Linked DNA regions of Homo sapiens: region 1 is linked to region 2. A link is a loop called in an ENCODE intact Hi-C map of the cell type or tissue named here. Cell type or tissue: B cell. All regions are shown on one strand. Each heading gives the region's core, and the rest is flanking DNA. Links, peaks and the distances in the headings are about the cores only.

Region 1 (8,339 bases), core at 250-8,249, 570 kb before region 2:
GAAGCTTCAAAGGAGGTGATGGGCAGACAGCATTTGAAATAGGTCTTAAGTGATAGGTTGAATTTGGACATTTGGAGATAACGGGTAAAGAAATGCCAGGCAGAGGAAGCAGAATTCATTTGAAATAAAGTTAACTACTCTTGAAGAAACTGCATATCTGTGCTGTTAATTTAGAGCTCTCTTGTAATGTGACTACAACTTTGGCAACATGAAGAGATAAAAACGATACTACTCACCAAAATGCAAATTCTGACCCATTGAATAATAAACTGATTAATAAGGCCATCCCTGAGAAGAATGTCTTTTGTTCATATAGCTCAGAATAAATTGTTGCATGGTAACAATGGAACCAGCCAGTTCATTGCACTTCCCTCCCATAGACTGAGAATGAAGCTTTCTTGTTACTAGATTACATTTTTGAAGAAAGAAATATATATATATAATACTGCCCTTTAGAAGGAAAGCATAATTTCCATTCCAAACATTGGTTTTGGGTGGCAGACACACACACTCATTAGGACAATTCTCTGTGGCATAATCAACATTGCTGTTGAATGTATTTCTGATGGAAAAAAAATCCCAAAAATACACTTGAACTTGTATAATCTCTGAAAAATTATACCTTTCTTTAATGTTTTACCCCCAAAATTTCTTTTGTAGTTAATGCCCATGATGAATCAAATAATGAACCAATGAGTTAGCCTAAACACAAAAGGGCCAGAAAAAGAAAAAAAAAAAGAACTATGCTAATAAAAAAGATCAGAATATGCCACCCTTAAATATGCCACTTTGACATAAAAATTATTTGAGCTGAAGGCACTAGAGAAACAGCAGATACAGGAAGAATTCTCTGGCCTTCCTCTTTCTGCCTGAAAAACAGGGAATACATTTTTATTTGTAAAGGCGTCTCCCTCTCCTGTACCAGGAAGAGGAGAATGACTCTTAATCATGCAACATAACGCTTATCACTAGAGACTTGCGTTTGAATTAAAAAAAAAAACTTACTAAATAACCCTTGTCTATATATAATATATATTTTATATATATATAATTTTTTCCACAATTTATCACACCTAGAAACCCCTTTTCTTTTGTCACTTCTTCACAATGTATCACCCTTTGTTAAAATAGTATATAAGCTCTCAAACTTAACCATTTCTTTGGGATTTCACTTCTTTTCTGCAAAGCTGCCACATGCATTTGAAATAAAATGTTTTTTCCTGTTACTCTGTATTTTATCAGTTTGATTTGCAAGCTCCAGTTACAGAACCTAAGGTGATAGAAAGAAGTTCCCCTAGATTGGCAACATCATGACTATCCAATAAATGTTTGTAGAAAGATGCCAACAGCCTTTAGGTACTCCCAAAGGATCAGATAATTATTAGATCTAGGAGGTGGGGTCGGGAGTGGAGTATCTCGAGACCATGCCAAACTTCTCTTTACCAATGAAGAAACAGGGACTGGGAGTCTTATTTGTGACACACAGCCCAAGCACTCACCGCGAATTTACATTTAAGTTACCAATTAGAGGTATGTTTGCAAAATGAGTCTTCTGACTGCATTGCAGAATCCTTTCTGCTATTCCCTGGTGCCTCTCAACTCACACAACCAGAGAAACCCAGTTTAACCTTTTTTATTTGTGTCTGTTTTTAACACATGTATGTTATTCTTATTTGATTACCAGTGTGATAGAAAATATCCATAGAATCCTGAGATGAGTTGGGCAGATAATAAATCTCGACTTGCTGGACGCTTAGACTTGGAGGACTTCCTTTGAACACAGAAGTACGTCCTGCCATTTGAAGATTTGAAGATGCATGTGAAAATGAGATTTTTTGAGGTTTTGTTTCCCAGGCAACTGCTCTCAATTCAAGATTGGATGTGAGCATTAGAATCCCCCCAGAGGTACTCTCCCCCTCCCACCCTCATCCTCTTTACTGCAATGAAGCTGTAGACTCAGAGGACCCAGCGTTCTAGCCTCCTTTGGAGACTGAAAGCAGATGCAGAGAAGGTTAAGAAATGATGCGAAATTCGTAAGCATAAAATGCCTGCAGGCAAGCAAAGCATTCTAAAAACATTCAGTGCCGAGAAAAGGCACGTGTTGACCAACGTATGGGGAGGCTAGAAAAGATGGGAAAAGAAGCCATTCTGTCATCGGTCATAACCTTCCAATATCATTTTATCTCAGCAGATAATGGAACAGGGAAAGCCAGGTTTTTCAAAGCCATAAAGTAAAGCTTTAGTAGCTGAATGACAACTAAATTGCTGTCGGGGTGGTTTAGCACAAAACAAGCCACTACTGTTCTCTGTTAAAACAGTTCCTGAGATTTGCAAGCCAAGGAATCCAAAATCACCCAAGCAGTCAACATGACTTAAAGATTTTCCAGTAGTTTCAGGGCCCATTAAATTTATGTAATATCTACAATATCAACTATGAAAAAAATGTTTTGTATTCATGGATAAAATGTAAGTGGCTACTTCTCCAGAAAAGAGTATATGTCTTTTCTACCAGAAACTTCAGCTTTTTGAAGCAATGGAGAGTTTCACAGTGGGGGGGTCTGGCGGCATGGGACATCTTAAACTGGTTATTTCAAAGGTATTTTTTTCTTTCTCAATGTGATCATGGCACTAGACTTTAGATATAAATCATAAGAAGCACATGTCGAATTTGACATTGGTAAACAAAAGTAACCATTGAGCCCCTAGGAGTTAGAACATTTTCTTGGCAGGTTAAAGGTAAAAATGTGTTCTTTAAAAGAAAGATCCAGATGAAAGTATTTGTCATTAAACTTTCACTATTTCTCTCTCTCTCCACACACACACACACACACACACAGTTATCGATCTATCGCTTCTTCTATCAAGTGTATTTCTGAGAAATAGTCTAAGAATATCTAGCTTAGCAATTCTTTTCAGTAATGAAGCTTGTGTAGAAGAAGAGGTATGTGTGATGTGAATTCTAGACTATTCTAGAAGACTATGAGCTTTTTTCTGAATTTCAAGAAATCTTGCTATCTTTTCTTGATGAAATTAACCTATATACCACTACCCTGTATTTTCTGTGGAGCTAAGATAATAAGGTCCTCAAGTTTTCATTTCCCAATAATTTTTCTAATTTCTTTTGTTTCATTTTGATGCCAGGACCCACGAGACTGAGAGAATTAGCTATTGAACTTTTCAGAGAGCTCAGTTGTTTTTGTTTTTGCTCAAGTTGTTTTCCCCCATCACCTAGAAGGCATTTAGACCATCCCTTCCCCTCAGCTATGCCCACATTTCTGACTCTCTAAACAGGTGGATATTCCAGAAGTGTAAACCCGTCTTAATGGCCCAATAATTCTCTAGATGTGTGGACGCAGAGGGAACAGAGAAGGGTCATATGCTTCCTAAATTCAGGACTAGCCATGTGACTTTTCCTTATGGTGTCTTGATTTGATTATATAAATAAAACAAGCGGAAAATCCAGAAAGCTTTTCTCCAAGCCACACTTTCATAGTGTAAATATCAGGCCTTAAGCAGAATGAGATGCTCACAAAATGTCAGATCTATTTATGGGAGGAGTTTTTAGGGTAAATAGAGCAAAATGAACACTCAGATGACTGGCAAGGAAATAAAGCATTGTAGGACCTACATAGTTCAGATGGCACTTTAAGTGGCCAGGAGATGGTGCCAATTTGCCAAACATTTAAGTGGTTATAATTTCAGGCTGTGAAAAATAATATCTTCTCTTTTAACTCAAGAGGGCCAGTACTTTTATGGTGTTTATTATACCCAAGGGACAACTAATTTCATAAAACCTAAGGTAGGAATGAAGAAAAGACAAAAAAAAAGTCAAGAAAAGAAAGAAAACAAGAAAACAAAGAATGAAAAGGAAAATAAATAAGATAAAGAGTATAAAATGTGGAAAAATAAAATATAAAGAAATGTAAGGATGAAAGAGAGGATAATTGTAAAGTTGCCTCTGAAATCTGAAAGAGCGTGATCCCCTATCTGTGCAGAACAGAGTTGAAGAAACAGAACAATTGTGACTAATTCTTATTATGATTATGCACATTCAAAATGCCGAAGATAAAAACTACATAATTTCAAACACTTTTTCTGTTTCAGAGTTTTGCTGAAAGTTCCTTAGGCATTTGTGTCTATGAGCAATTCCAAAATTCTATGTTGCAATATAATAAGCTCAGAATTTTGTATATGGCAGGGGTGTTAGGAAAGATTTGATCTGAACTCCTCATTGTGCAGATAAAGAAACTAAGGAAGATTTTCCCAGGTCCAGAAGCTTGTTTTCCCTTCATTTCCATGCAACAGGAACAAAGGAGAATGTGGGCAGATAAAGAAACTAAGGAAGATTTTCCCAGGTCCAAAAGCCTGTTTTCCCTTCATTTCAACGCAACGGGAACAAATGAGAGTGTGGTAATGGAGCCAGAAGGGGGCGCATGATGATCGCTGATGACGAATTTTGACGGTGCAATCTGGATGTTAATTTCGCTGACCTTGAAGTCAGGGTGGCCTACTTGCAGCATTGTTCTATATAACTTCAGCCTCAAATTGAAAACCATACATATTTCGTGGTAGGCATCTTGCTTTTAGAAATTTGATGTAGGGAGGGACAACTTCATGGATTTCTAAAGCAAGGTTTGTTTTACAGGCCCAATTTCTTCCTTTCCCAAGCCAACTAATCAAACATGCTTTTGAATGTATTTGCTGGATTCCAAAATATTTCAGACACTTATTTATAAAGGAATGATTTTAAAATAGGATCCAATTTTTGTTCTGTAAATGTTTAAACTGAATATTTCCTAAGACCATCGGCTTGTTTTCAATGAATTTTTTTGCAAAGGGAATGTTTAAAGTGTTTTTAAAACCTCAGAGTTAAATCATTTTCAAAACTTGTTTCCTGGGAAAGTTTTATTTGTTAGTACCCAAAGTTTTTCTACACATTGCATAAGCTGACCAATTCTTCTCCACATATACCAGGCTAAGAGAAGTGAATAAAAAGGCCATCACAGTGTCCATTTTTTCCATGACAAAAATAACACATGCTCAAAAAAGTTTAAAAATGTAGAACTATAAAAATTAGAAAAATGTTCTTTATAACAATCACTATCAACATTTAGCTATATTTTCTTTAGGGGCCTTTTTAAAAAAACAATTCTCCAACCTCCACTGTTTGTCTAAAATTGTCATAAAAGAATTTTATTATTATTATTACACTTTAAGTTCTAGGGTACGTGTGCGCAAGGTGCAGGCTTGTTACATATGTATACATGTGCCATGTTGGTGTGCTGCACCCATTAACTCGTCATTTACATTAGATATATCTCCTAATGCTATCCCTCCCCATTTCCCCCACCCCACGACAGGCCCCGATGTGTGACGTTCCCTACCCTGTGTCCAAGTGTTCTCATTGTTCAATTCCCACCTAAGAGTGAGAATATGTGGTGTTTGGTTTTCTGTCCTTGCAATAGTTTGCTCAGAATGATGGTTTCTAGCTTCATCCATGTCTCTACAAAGGACATGAACTCATCCTTTTTTATGGCTGCATAGTATTCCATGGTGTATATGTGCCACATTTTCTTAATCCAGTCTATCATTGATGGACATTTGGGTTGGTTCCAAGTCTTTGCTATTGTGAATAGTGCCACTATAAACATACGTGTGTATGTGTTTTTATAGCAGCATGATTTATAATCCTTTGGGTATATGCCCAGTAATCAGATGGCTGTCAAATGGTATTTCTAGTTCTAGATCCTTGAGGAATCGCCACACTGTCCTCCACAATGGTTGAACTAGTTTACAGTCCCACCAACAGTGTAAAAGTGTTCCTATTTCTCCACATCCTCTCCTGCACCTGTTGTTTCCTGAATTTTTAATGATGGCCATTCTAACTGGTATGAGATGGTATCTCATTGTGGTTTTGATTTGCATTTCTCTGATGGCCAGTGATGATGAGCATTTTTTCTTGTGTCTGTTGGCTGCATAAATGTCTTCTTTTAAGAAGTGTCTGTTCATATCCTTTGCCCACTTTTTGATGGGGTTCTTTGATTTTTTTTCTTGTAAATTTGTTTAAGTTATTTGTAGATTCTGGATATTAGCCATTTGTCAGATGGGTAGATTGTAAAAATTGTCTCCCATTCTGTAGGTTTCCTGTTCACTCTGATGGAAGTTTCTTTTGCTGTGCAGAAGCTCTTTAGTTGAATTAGATCCCATTTGTCAATTTTGGCTTTTGTTGCCATTGCTTTTGGTGTTTTAGTCATGAAGTCCTTGCCCATGCCTATGTCCTGAATGGTATTGCCTAGGTTTTCTTCTAGGGTTTTTATGGTTTTAGGTCTAACGTTTAAGTCTGTAATCCATCTCGAATTAATTTTTGTATAAGGTGTAAGGAAGGGATCCAGTTTCAGCTTTCTGCATATGGCTAGCCAGTTTTCCCAGCACCCATAAAAGAATTTTAAAACAGAACTGTAGGACAAAATGTTAATCAGTGGGAGGTACTTGTGTTATCTGGAACAACATCTCAAATTTCTACTGCTTCAGTGTCTTTAAATACTACCACTGGCTTACCTAGTATCTGTGGTGTTTTAGCACTTTTTGTCTCAAGCTCCTTACGATAGATTTTTAAAATGAGTTTGTTTCTTGAACAATGAGAACACATGGACACAAGGAGGAGAACATCACACACTGAGGCCTGTCAGGGGTTGGGGGGCAAGGGGAGGGAGAGCATTAGGACAAATACCTAATGCATGCGGGGCTTAAAACCTACGTGATGGGTTGATGGGTGCAGCAAACCACCATGGCACAAGTTTACCTATGTAACCTGCACGTTCTGCAGGTGTACCCCAGAATTTAAAATCAAATAAAATTAAAATAAGTAAAATAAAATAAAAAAAGAGTGTGTTTCTGTCCATAAAATCGTTTCCTTTTATCCAGTCTCTTCTTTTTTTCCTTACTGTGAGACTTGATTCTCTGAGATGGCGGACCTTTCAGAGCACCACTTCGGAAACTGGCCTCGCTCTTTAAGAAGTCAAATAACCTACATGAAGTGGCTCGAACGGAATTGAGAATTAAAAAGCAGAATGGTTTACCATAAACTAAGAGGCACAGATTAATTCATAAAGCTGAAAATATTCTTAGACAGACTGTTAACTGCCATATAAGAAGGATGTTGTTAATTTAATGTAACAAAAGGGTGCCATAGAAAGGATGCATTTTATAAATCAGGTCACCCCTACAGGGTGGTCACACCTACACGTCATTTTAGGAAAAGAACAGTCAGGCCATGACTCACCCAGGAAGACGGTCAGCGTGATGGTGAAGAGGGACGGTAAGAAGAACCCCTATCCAGGAGTGGGGAATAAAACAACTAGGATGATTTGGAAATGGAGAAAACTCCATGGAGGCTGCTCCAGGAGACCTCAGCTGTCTGAAGGCCAGGCACACTAAAGGAATGCACAGCTTTTTCTGTGAGGCTCCAGAAGTCAGAGGCGGAACCCATGCATGGATTCATCAAGAGGCTAGAAATCAGCTCTCTAAACAGAACAATTCACTTGTTTTTGGAACAAGCCTTTAAATGGAACAAGCCTCAGGTATGTTGTCATCTAAGTTCTGATTCTACCTCGACCACACATACCATTTGCCTCAATATGTCAACCAAGCAAGGTAAGAATTATACGTATTTCAAGACAAAAATCTTGATAAAGTCACCATTTGTTTCAGAAATATGTTTTTGTTTCTATTGAAATACAATTCAGTACAATTCAATTCAATTTAGAACAATTCTCTAAAATGCACTTGTTTCTAAATATTGAGATTTCTTAAAAGGTAATGATGTGTCTTGCACAGGTTTCCATGCTAAGCAGCCATCCAGCTTGGGTGTTCTACAGAGAGTTTCTATGTGAGGTTGTGGGTTCCAGGAGTTGCCCTGTTATCTCTCTAAGGTCCTCGTCAACTCTAAAACTCAAGGATTATGTGATGTTGCTGGGACAATTTCTACACTGAGAGGGAGTTTAAACTATATACCAGATGAATCTTGATTCCCTCCATCCCCTAAATTCTTTGTTGTTGTTGTTGGACAGTACACCAGGAATCATACATCAGAGTTTCACCTTTTTTTTAAGTCCCATAGACACATCTCTTAATCAAGAGATGTGGTCTATACAGAATGATCCATTTTGTAGTAAGAATAAGTCCACAAACCAATGAGTAGACTTGCCCCCAAGAGCCTACTAGTAAAAACTATAAAGCATATTGCTGCAGTTTTGCGCTAATAAGCATTGCAAAGCACTGAGATTTTCTAATTTTCTAGTTCCTGTTTTTTATGACGACATCTGTGGACCTAAACTTGG
Region 2 (8,339 bases), core at 177-8,176:
GCCACCGGCTGCCTTACTTCAGATAACCTCACAAGTCGGGACAACTGTTGGTTTCTGGCACTCACCTGTCAGGCTCGTGATGTATCCTAAGCTGTGCATGAACGGGGCTGCCAGAAAAGTTTTCTTCTTTCTTTAGCAAAGGAAGTTCAGCTAGGCTGACTCAAACTTAATTCCCTGATTAAAATGCTAACATATGTTTGTCTCTTTCCTGAATTCCCTCAACACAGAACAGACTGTAAAAATTAAATGAAAATAAAACACCAACTAGGCATCATTTACCAAGAGACTGCAACATAACATCAGATCTCGCAAAGCAAACAATCTGTAAGAGAATCAGAAATCACATCTATACTGAAAGGGCAAAAGGGAAAAGTAGAGACGACCTCTGAGATGGAGATAGCAGGTATATTCACTGCCACACTATATGGCTCTGTCCTTCATGCTCTAAACACATAACCAAGATTTCTTCCTGAGGACTACTCATTTTCTGCCCAAGTCTCTCACCATCTTTTCCTCCACAAGCCTTCATCTCTCTACGTCTGTTCTGAAAAAATAAAGATGAGCCTCAGGATTCCTGGTTTCACAAAACGGAAGTGGCAGTGCATCATATGAACAGGACGGCCTGTGTTCTAGTGATGGCAGGGCCAGCCCTCTCCCTCTGGCCACACGCCTCATTGTCCCCCTGCTGACACATGAGGATCAAGACTGGCCATGTCTGATATGGATGGGGCCAGTCCTTTCCCTCTAGTCACACGCTTCCCTGGGGACACACCTTTCTCTGTGGCGTCGCCCACGATGATCTTGCCGCCACGCTTGCTGGTCTTCTCCACTGACAAGGCAGTGCTCAGGCCCTGCTCATGCTTCCCCAGACCCTGGCCCTCCCGGAAGCCGTACTTCTGCATGATCTTGTGCGCCACCGTGCCCCTGGCAGGAGAAGAAGGGAAAGGACTCTTAGCCTTGACATCGTCAACTGGAGATAGGTTGCATTTTTCCATCACAACAACCTCCTTCTGGAGAGAGTGCATGCTCCACAGGGGCTTCAACAAAGTCACTCATTAACTAGGAGTGGGCTATTAGATGGAAGCTGTGGGGATGTGCAGCATGAAAGAAATAGAAAAAGCTATGAATAAAATCCAGAACATCCTGTTGTCTTGGAGGGGAAATGTCAGTTTCTCTGGTGGAGTCTCCTCAGTGCCCTGCTAGGAAACACAAGACCTTTTGTGTGCTCCGGACCTGCACTGCCACATAGCTTATGACCACAGTTTATTAAAAAGTGGCTATCAAAAAGTAAGTATGAAGTTTCGTACAATGAAGATGATCCCATTTTCCTAAATAGCACAGGAGAGTTTCCAATGACAGACTATACAAATGAAAGAACCCTTAGAGATCACCTATTTAACAAATGAGAAATAAACGGAGGCCAAGATTAGCTGACTAGCTTAAGGGGTGGACTTAGAAGTAATGCAAGACGCCATATTAGAAATTATTTGTACAGGCTGGGTGCAGTTGATCACACTTATAATCCCAGCACTTTGGGAAGCCGAGGCGGGTGGATCACCTGAGGTCAGGAGTTCAAGACCAGCCTGGCCAACATGGTGAAACCTCATCTCTACTAAAAATGTAAAAATTAGCTGGGCATGATGGTGTGCACCTGTAGTCCCAGCTACTTGGCAGGCTGAGGCAGGAGAACTGCTTGAACCTGGGAGGCAGAGGTTGCAGTGAGGCGAGATCGCACCACTGCACTCCAGCCTGGGCGACAGAGCGAGACTCCATCTCAGAAAACAAATAAATTATTTGTACAGCTGTTAATGGTAGAGCTGAAACTGGACCCCACAACTCTCAGTCACTGCTTTCTGTAACAACCAAATGGCTCTCACACTGCGCTCTGAGGCGCAGCATGGGTCTGAAGGGCACCCCAACCCCATGACCACTGCTGCTTAGGGCTTAAGCCACAAAATCCCGCTTCAACTGGAACTGCACCTACATTACTTCTTGTATTTAATTCCCTTAACATTTTCATTTGAACAAGCTATTCTAGGGCTAAAAAGACCAGAAACTGCTGAATGGTACCATCTTGCATCTTTCCTAAGCACAAGTTAAAGATGTAATTCCTGGTTAAAAGCAAATTCGCTAAAAAGTCAGTTTTTATCATAAACAGGGAAAACAAAACAAAACAAAACAAAACCAGCTTCATGTCTGTCCAACCCTCCAGTACACAAAGCTTCCTGCAGCCACGGCCATGTCCTATGTCTGCACCATCCAACATCGTCACCACTTGCATGTGGTCACTGAGCACTTGAAAGGAGACTAGTGAGTTTCAACCCCACTCACTGTCTCACCGGCTGCATTTCTGCTACAGGCAGCAGCCAGCAGATGCAACACAGCACAGAACAAAGCCTTCATGTGATACTGCTTCATGGGACAGCCGTCTCACAGGATCAAAGTCAACAACACAGAATATCCTCTTAACCAAAATGTTTGCCAAGCCCAGCACAGTTTAAAAAAATCCCCAAGCCCCACCTGAGCGTCAGCCTTACAGTCAAATTTTATATGCTGGCAAACATGTCAACTTGTAGTTAGAATGACCCCGAGTTTTTTAGACCAAAGGTTTAGAACCATGACCTGAAAGCAAATGGCCCACTTTATCAGGAAAAAAAAGGTATCACCTGCCCTTTGGAGACAGTAAGTCAGCTCTGATTCATATGAGCTATTTTATTTGCAAACGTTATGAAGGCAAATGTAAACATTAATCAGGTTCTGTGCCTGTCTAGGAAAATAATGTTCAACATCAAAATGAGTCAAAACTTCTACTGGGAGGTTGCTGTTTTGAACAAGCCCCATCATTACACTGGAACACGCTCCACACGATTGAGGCAGGTACCGTGTGACCTGCACACACCAAGGGTCCTGAATGTCCTCAGTTTCAAACAAGCTGCATCTATTGAAAGGGCTATCAACGCTTCACACTGTCTCTCAAGTCCTTAGATAAGAACATTAAATCATTACCCCATGTTAGCGAGGAAGGAGTTGCTAGGTCCGGTTGGAGATCTCGGTCTGTCTTGTTCCTCGTACACTGGGGGAGGAATGGCTGCTTTGGAAGACTGTGATCGAGGTCTTGAGTCCTCTTCATAAGGAAAATCTCGGGGTACTATTGGAGAAAAATAAAGTAGGCTCACCAAAATACTATAGAAAACACTCTGAAACCTCACTTGTATCAATTATTTATCTTGAACAAATTTAACCTACTTTTTGGTTTACCACAAGGAGAGAAAAACACCAAATCAATTTTACAGCCTTTATACGACTTTTTTTAAAACCACAGAGGGAGGACGCTACTTTCCTGATTCTAACTTTCCTTTTGCTATTTCTATCTCCTCAAACGTCTTTTTTATATCTTACTGAAATGTTATTCACCCTTTAAAATCTTCTTGAATGAATATTCTTGCCGGAAAGATGTTCTGTATGTTCTAAGGAGATACAATCTGGCCATCTTTTGACTCCTGCAGTAACTTGGGTGCACCTGTCTAGACCCCGACCTCACTATCTCATCAGCTCATGGCCCACAAAGGTGTCCGAGGTTAGGGGCTACGCACTGGAGCGGTGGCTTCAACCCTAGTTAGATGAAAGTCAGTAGGACGCTTTAAGACCATCCAGATGCCTGAGCCCCACTCCCAGAGACTAGTTTCAATTGGGGTTTATTGTTTGTCTGTTGTTTTCACATAATAGGTATTTCATAATATCTTAGAAATTATCTTCTTTAAAAGATAAAGAATTCAACAAGTTTTAAAAAGTACTATAAATGAGAATATCTGCTTGGGATAGTTTAAGTATGGTCCAATCCAGAGAATGGGAAAATGACCTAGATGATATTCAGAAGTCCAGTCCCAACCCCCAAATTCTAGAGCAGATCACTGCGAGAAGGAACAGTGGGTGAGGGTGTTTTGGCAACGCAATGACACGCAAACCCACCTGCAGTGAAATGGAACGGGAAGAAAAAATCTAATCAAGGAAGGCATTGCCACCTTGTGGAGGATCATGAATATAACAGCCTCTAAACCTCTGAGTTAAAAAACTGTAACGATCTGCTGTTTTAACTCCAAATGAATCTAACAACAAATAAGAAATGTTAATGAAATCAAAGTGAATTGCATAAAAAAGAGATGGATCCCACTGCATGAAATCCAAGCCTCAGAGCCTGGCGTAGAAAGGTCTCTCTCTGCAGGAGGGCGCTGCATTCTGAGATCCAGGTGCGGCCTCAGGTGACAGAGCCAGGCAGGCTTGCAGGCCGTTTCCCTCTACGCTCAGGAAACCTGGGGGCCCAAGCTGAGATCCCCCATGGTTGGGTTAAAGACCTGTATCAGAATAAAAGAGGAAGAAACAGATCTACTTACACTCTTTGTCTTTCTCTACCAGAGAAGTGGGTGGGGCAATGGCAGCTCCGCCCATACCTGCAAAACCACAAATCCAAGCATTAAAGGAGGTTTCCGATGCCAGACTCCCAAACGACTATGACACACCATATATCTATCACCCACCCCCCTAAGAAAAAACTAAAAAAGGAGGACCTGCTACTTCAGATGACCTCCTGCTACATATGAACAAACCTCTGATGCTAGGATTTAAAATGTAGAAAAGTGGCAACACTCCCTCAGATATGCAAAATTGTTCCTTCATAAAAGGAACTCAAGAGCCCCACAATGTAGTCTGCAAATGAATTTTAAGGCAAAACAATACAACCAAGAGAACCAGCAGTTACTTAAAAAGAGAGTAATGTAACTATTTACCGAGAGCAATACCCATTAGGCCCTTTATACACATGGCCTCGTTCAGGCTTCACAGACCTCTGAAGTAGATATTACTGCATCCAGTTTACAAATAAGAGAATGATCAGAGGGGAGTGAATCAACAGAAAGGGAGTAAACCCAGCTCCCTGCGTTGCCATATCTCCCCCACCACACAGCACGCTCCTTTTCCAGTGTGCAAACCACTGGAACTAAACACATATTTGAAAGCGTGGGTCCTTCTGGCTCCTGAAGAAACTGCTGCGTGTTGTCACTATTCCTGGTGTATTTCCTGGACAACGAATGGTGAACACAAACAAACCAAAAGAGATAAGACAGATCTTTTTATCTGGTATCCGACAACTGGAAGGAGAACATCAGTGGAGACCACAAGGAATTTTGCATTAGGCATAAGTCCTAACATATATGGATTACGTATACATAATATTACATAATACATATGTATTATGGCTTAATCAACAATGAAATAAAAACAAAATGTAAAACTTTAAAAATTGATTACAAAGTCATGCTGCATCAGCACAAAATGTTTGACAAAAGAAATTATTCTGGCTGGACGCAGTGGTTCACTCCTGTAATCCCAGCACTTTGAGAGGCTGAGGCAGGCAAATCACTTGAGGCTAGGAGTTTGAGACCAGCCTGATCAACATGGTGAAACCCCATCTCTACTAAAAATGCAAAAATCAGCTGGGCATGGTGGCACACACCTGTAATCCCAGCTACTTGGGAGGCTGAGGCAGAAGAATCATTTGAAACTAGGAGATGGAGGTTGCAGTGAGCCGAGATGGCGCCACTGCACTCCAGCCTGGGCAACAGAGCAAGAGTGTCTCCAAAAAAAAAAAAAAAAAAAAAGAGGCCGGGTGCAGTGGCTCATACCTGTAATCCCAGGACTTTGGGAGGCTGAGGTGGGTGGATCACTTGACGTCAGGAGTTTGAGACCAGCCTGGCAAACATGGTGAAACCCTGTCTCTACTAAAAATGTAAAAATTAGATGGGCGTGGTAGCGCACACCTGTAATCCCAGCTACTCTGGAGGCCGAGGCAAGAGAATTGCTAGAACCCAGGAGGTTGCAGGTTGTGGTGAGCCGAGATTGCACCACTGCACTCCTGCCTGGGCAACAGAGTGATTCCATCTCAAAAATAAATAAATTCATTCTTCTAAAGAATTATTCTAGAAATTATTCTAAAGCCAGTGTCCATGCATTTTGATTAACAGGACTGGATGATATAAAATCCTCAAGGAGAAATATGAACCTGAGTAAAACCTTCTTCTATTTCCTTTGAAATACTTCCATGATCATTTTACTAACCTTGTCACTAGGACCTAGAGTGATTACTGATTCTGAAAAGCAGATTAGCTCTAATAAGTTCAGTTAAAAAAATTCAGGGTGATTACTGGAAATCTGCTACTAATCACATTAAAATAAGAACATCAATCTGTCAACAACTATACATATGATGGGCATGCCACTACCTCCCTATCATGAGCTACAAGGTCAAACAAAGTCTTCTCATTCAAAGCTATCTAGTTCCTGCTGGTGTTTAAGAAAAAAAAACAAATGTCCTTAGTATGGAAAGCATGCCTCCTTATTAAAAAGGGCAGTCAATTTATAAGCTGGAAAAATGAGACCTACAAATATTCAACCTATATACTGAATTCCAAAAGAAGTTAATAAAAACCAAACATTTGGGGATTAACTAAGATAGCGGATATGAAATGTGTCACAATGCCCAAAACAGACACACTCAATGTTAACTATGCTTCCCCCCTAAGAGAAACAACAGAGTGGATTCAGCATCGGCCAACTGGACTGTGCTGCAGGTAAAGACAGTGCAGGAATAGATTTTAAGCTAGTCCCAAAGTATCCAATAAATAAATGTTAGAAAGTGGTTGTGAAGCTCAAAGGAAAATACATATGAAAACCCAATATAAATTAAAACTGTGACGCAAATGTGTATTGCTGGGATTCCAGAAAGAAAATTACCCAAATCAATGTCAAATGAACTATTTATCAAACTGAAAAGAAAAAGCACATAGTGGAATTGCACTTCCAGTATTTATATATGTTTAAGACATATTTGTTCATGCCTTACTTCTTTTCCTCCTCTCTCGCTCATAATCTTCATCTTCATCAGAATCTGGATCTGGTCTCCTTGCAAACCCACTTGCTTCATGTCTGTCTTTACGCCTTCTGTGATAACAAAGGAAATAAATGTTCATCACAGATGAACCAATTTAGAGACCTGAACCTGGGATGACTTCCTCTTGACCAGAAGATATCCAAATCCTGTCACAATCAACTATGAAGTTGCAGGGGTAGAGGGGGTAGGAAGCATAACTGGTAAAAGACTAAAGTAGATAAAAGTATGAAAAGTGAGAAAAATTCAAGAGATAAATTGAACCAATAAGTATACGAGAGCAACCAGCATGAAAAAAAAGGTTCCTTGACATTGACCTCTTCCAATGTTAAAGCCTATCAACATAGTAATAGTTCAATCATTTCAATAGTCTATAACACTTTCACTCATGAAATGATTCAATAAATGGGAAACAGTATATTAATATTTAATACATGTTAACTATTTGATAATACTAAATATTTTTAAAAAGAACTACAAATACATCCTACTACTCGTACTTTGCAAAAACATAAATAAAAGCTGCATATGAATTTTTAAAAATTCCACCTGGCTCAAAAATAGTAAAGTTAAGAAGAATATTTCAAGTACTTTAAATAGCTGTGATTTTACAAGTTGAGAATCCCTTATTCCAAATGCCTGGGACCAGAAGTGTTTCAAATTTTGGAATATTTGCATTACAATTACCAGTTCAGCATCCCTAAGCCAAAATCCCCCAATGCACATTTCCTTTGAGCGGCATGTTGGCATTCAAAAGATTTTGGAGCATTTCAGATTTCGGATTTTTGAATAAGGGATAGTCAACCTATAGCAGAGTATCAGCATAGAAAAAAATTTTCAACATCAGGTTTATAAGTTATTTTTCTAACAACTCACTCAAAATATACACTTTAGGTCTTCAGTCTACAGGTGAAGTTTGCTGTGATTCTGAGATGTAACAGGTACAAATCGTAAAACAGTTTGATTCCTTGTAGTGACTGCTCAGATCACCCATGACAATTAACTTCAGCCTTACAGACAGCAGCGACGCTCATTCGTTAACATTTTAATGAACATTTCAACTGTAAAATATCCCCAAATCCAAAGGAAGCCTTACTTTTCCCTTTCTTCTATTTCCTTTTGTCTTTCCAGCTCCCGCTGTCTCTGTCGTTCCTCTCTTTGGCGCTTCACTACTTTCTCATAATCATTAGGAAACATAGGGTCATATTCGTCAGCTAAGGGAATCAGAACTTCCCCTGCAGAAAACCCACTGGGAACAGGATCCTGAGGAAGGTAAAAACAGCAGTAAGAATCCTCTTTATATCTTACCAGTTTACTCACAGGATTCAGGTCAAAGCGTATGGGAGATAAAAGGACTCTGAACATCATCTAGCCCCTTCCTCTGTTTTAAAGACAAAGA

What was found. Hi-C counts contacts between places; a loop is a spot of excess contacts. Peaks named below come from ENCODE experiments on the same cell type or tissue, not always from the same donor. Only the 100,000 strongest peaks of a DNase experiment are listed, where the experiment ranks them.
Region 1: it touches region 2 in a loop (19-fold over the local background); 9 of 110 quality-filtered maps call a loop at or near these places.

The regions. Positions count from the first base shown.
Region 1 is chr10:6,674,473-6,682,811 of GRCh38, reverse strand. No RefSeq gene overlaps it. Among named protein-coding and RNA genes, the nearest start is that of LINP1, 59 kb to the left of the region's middle. RefSeq lists a silencer at 4,363-4,521 and an enhancer at 4,181-4,682. In B cell, for the core only: CTCF peaks have their summits at 4,222 and 4,423 (motif pointing right); a DNase peak (open chromatin) is centred at 4,441; H3K27me3 peaks cover 1,315 bases.
Region 2 is chr10:6,104,795-6,113,133 of GRCh38, reverse strand. It overlaps RBM17 (RNA binding motif protein 17), which reads right to left. Exons shown (of 12, transcript NM_032905.5): 4 at 8,037-8,203; 5 at 6,896-6,993; 6 at 4,392-4,448; 7 at 3,007-3,148; 8 at 773-924. Among named protein-coding and RNA genes, the nearest start is that of RBM17, 20 kb to the right of the region's middle. RefSeq lists an enhancer at 4,629-5,324. In B cell, for the core only: CTCF peaks have their summits at 3,829 and 4,028 (motif pointing left); a DNase peak (open chromatin) is centred at 3,993.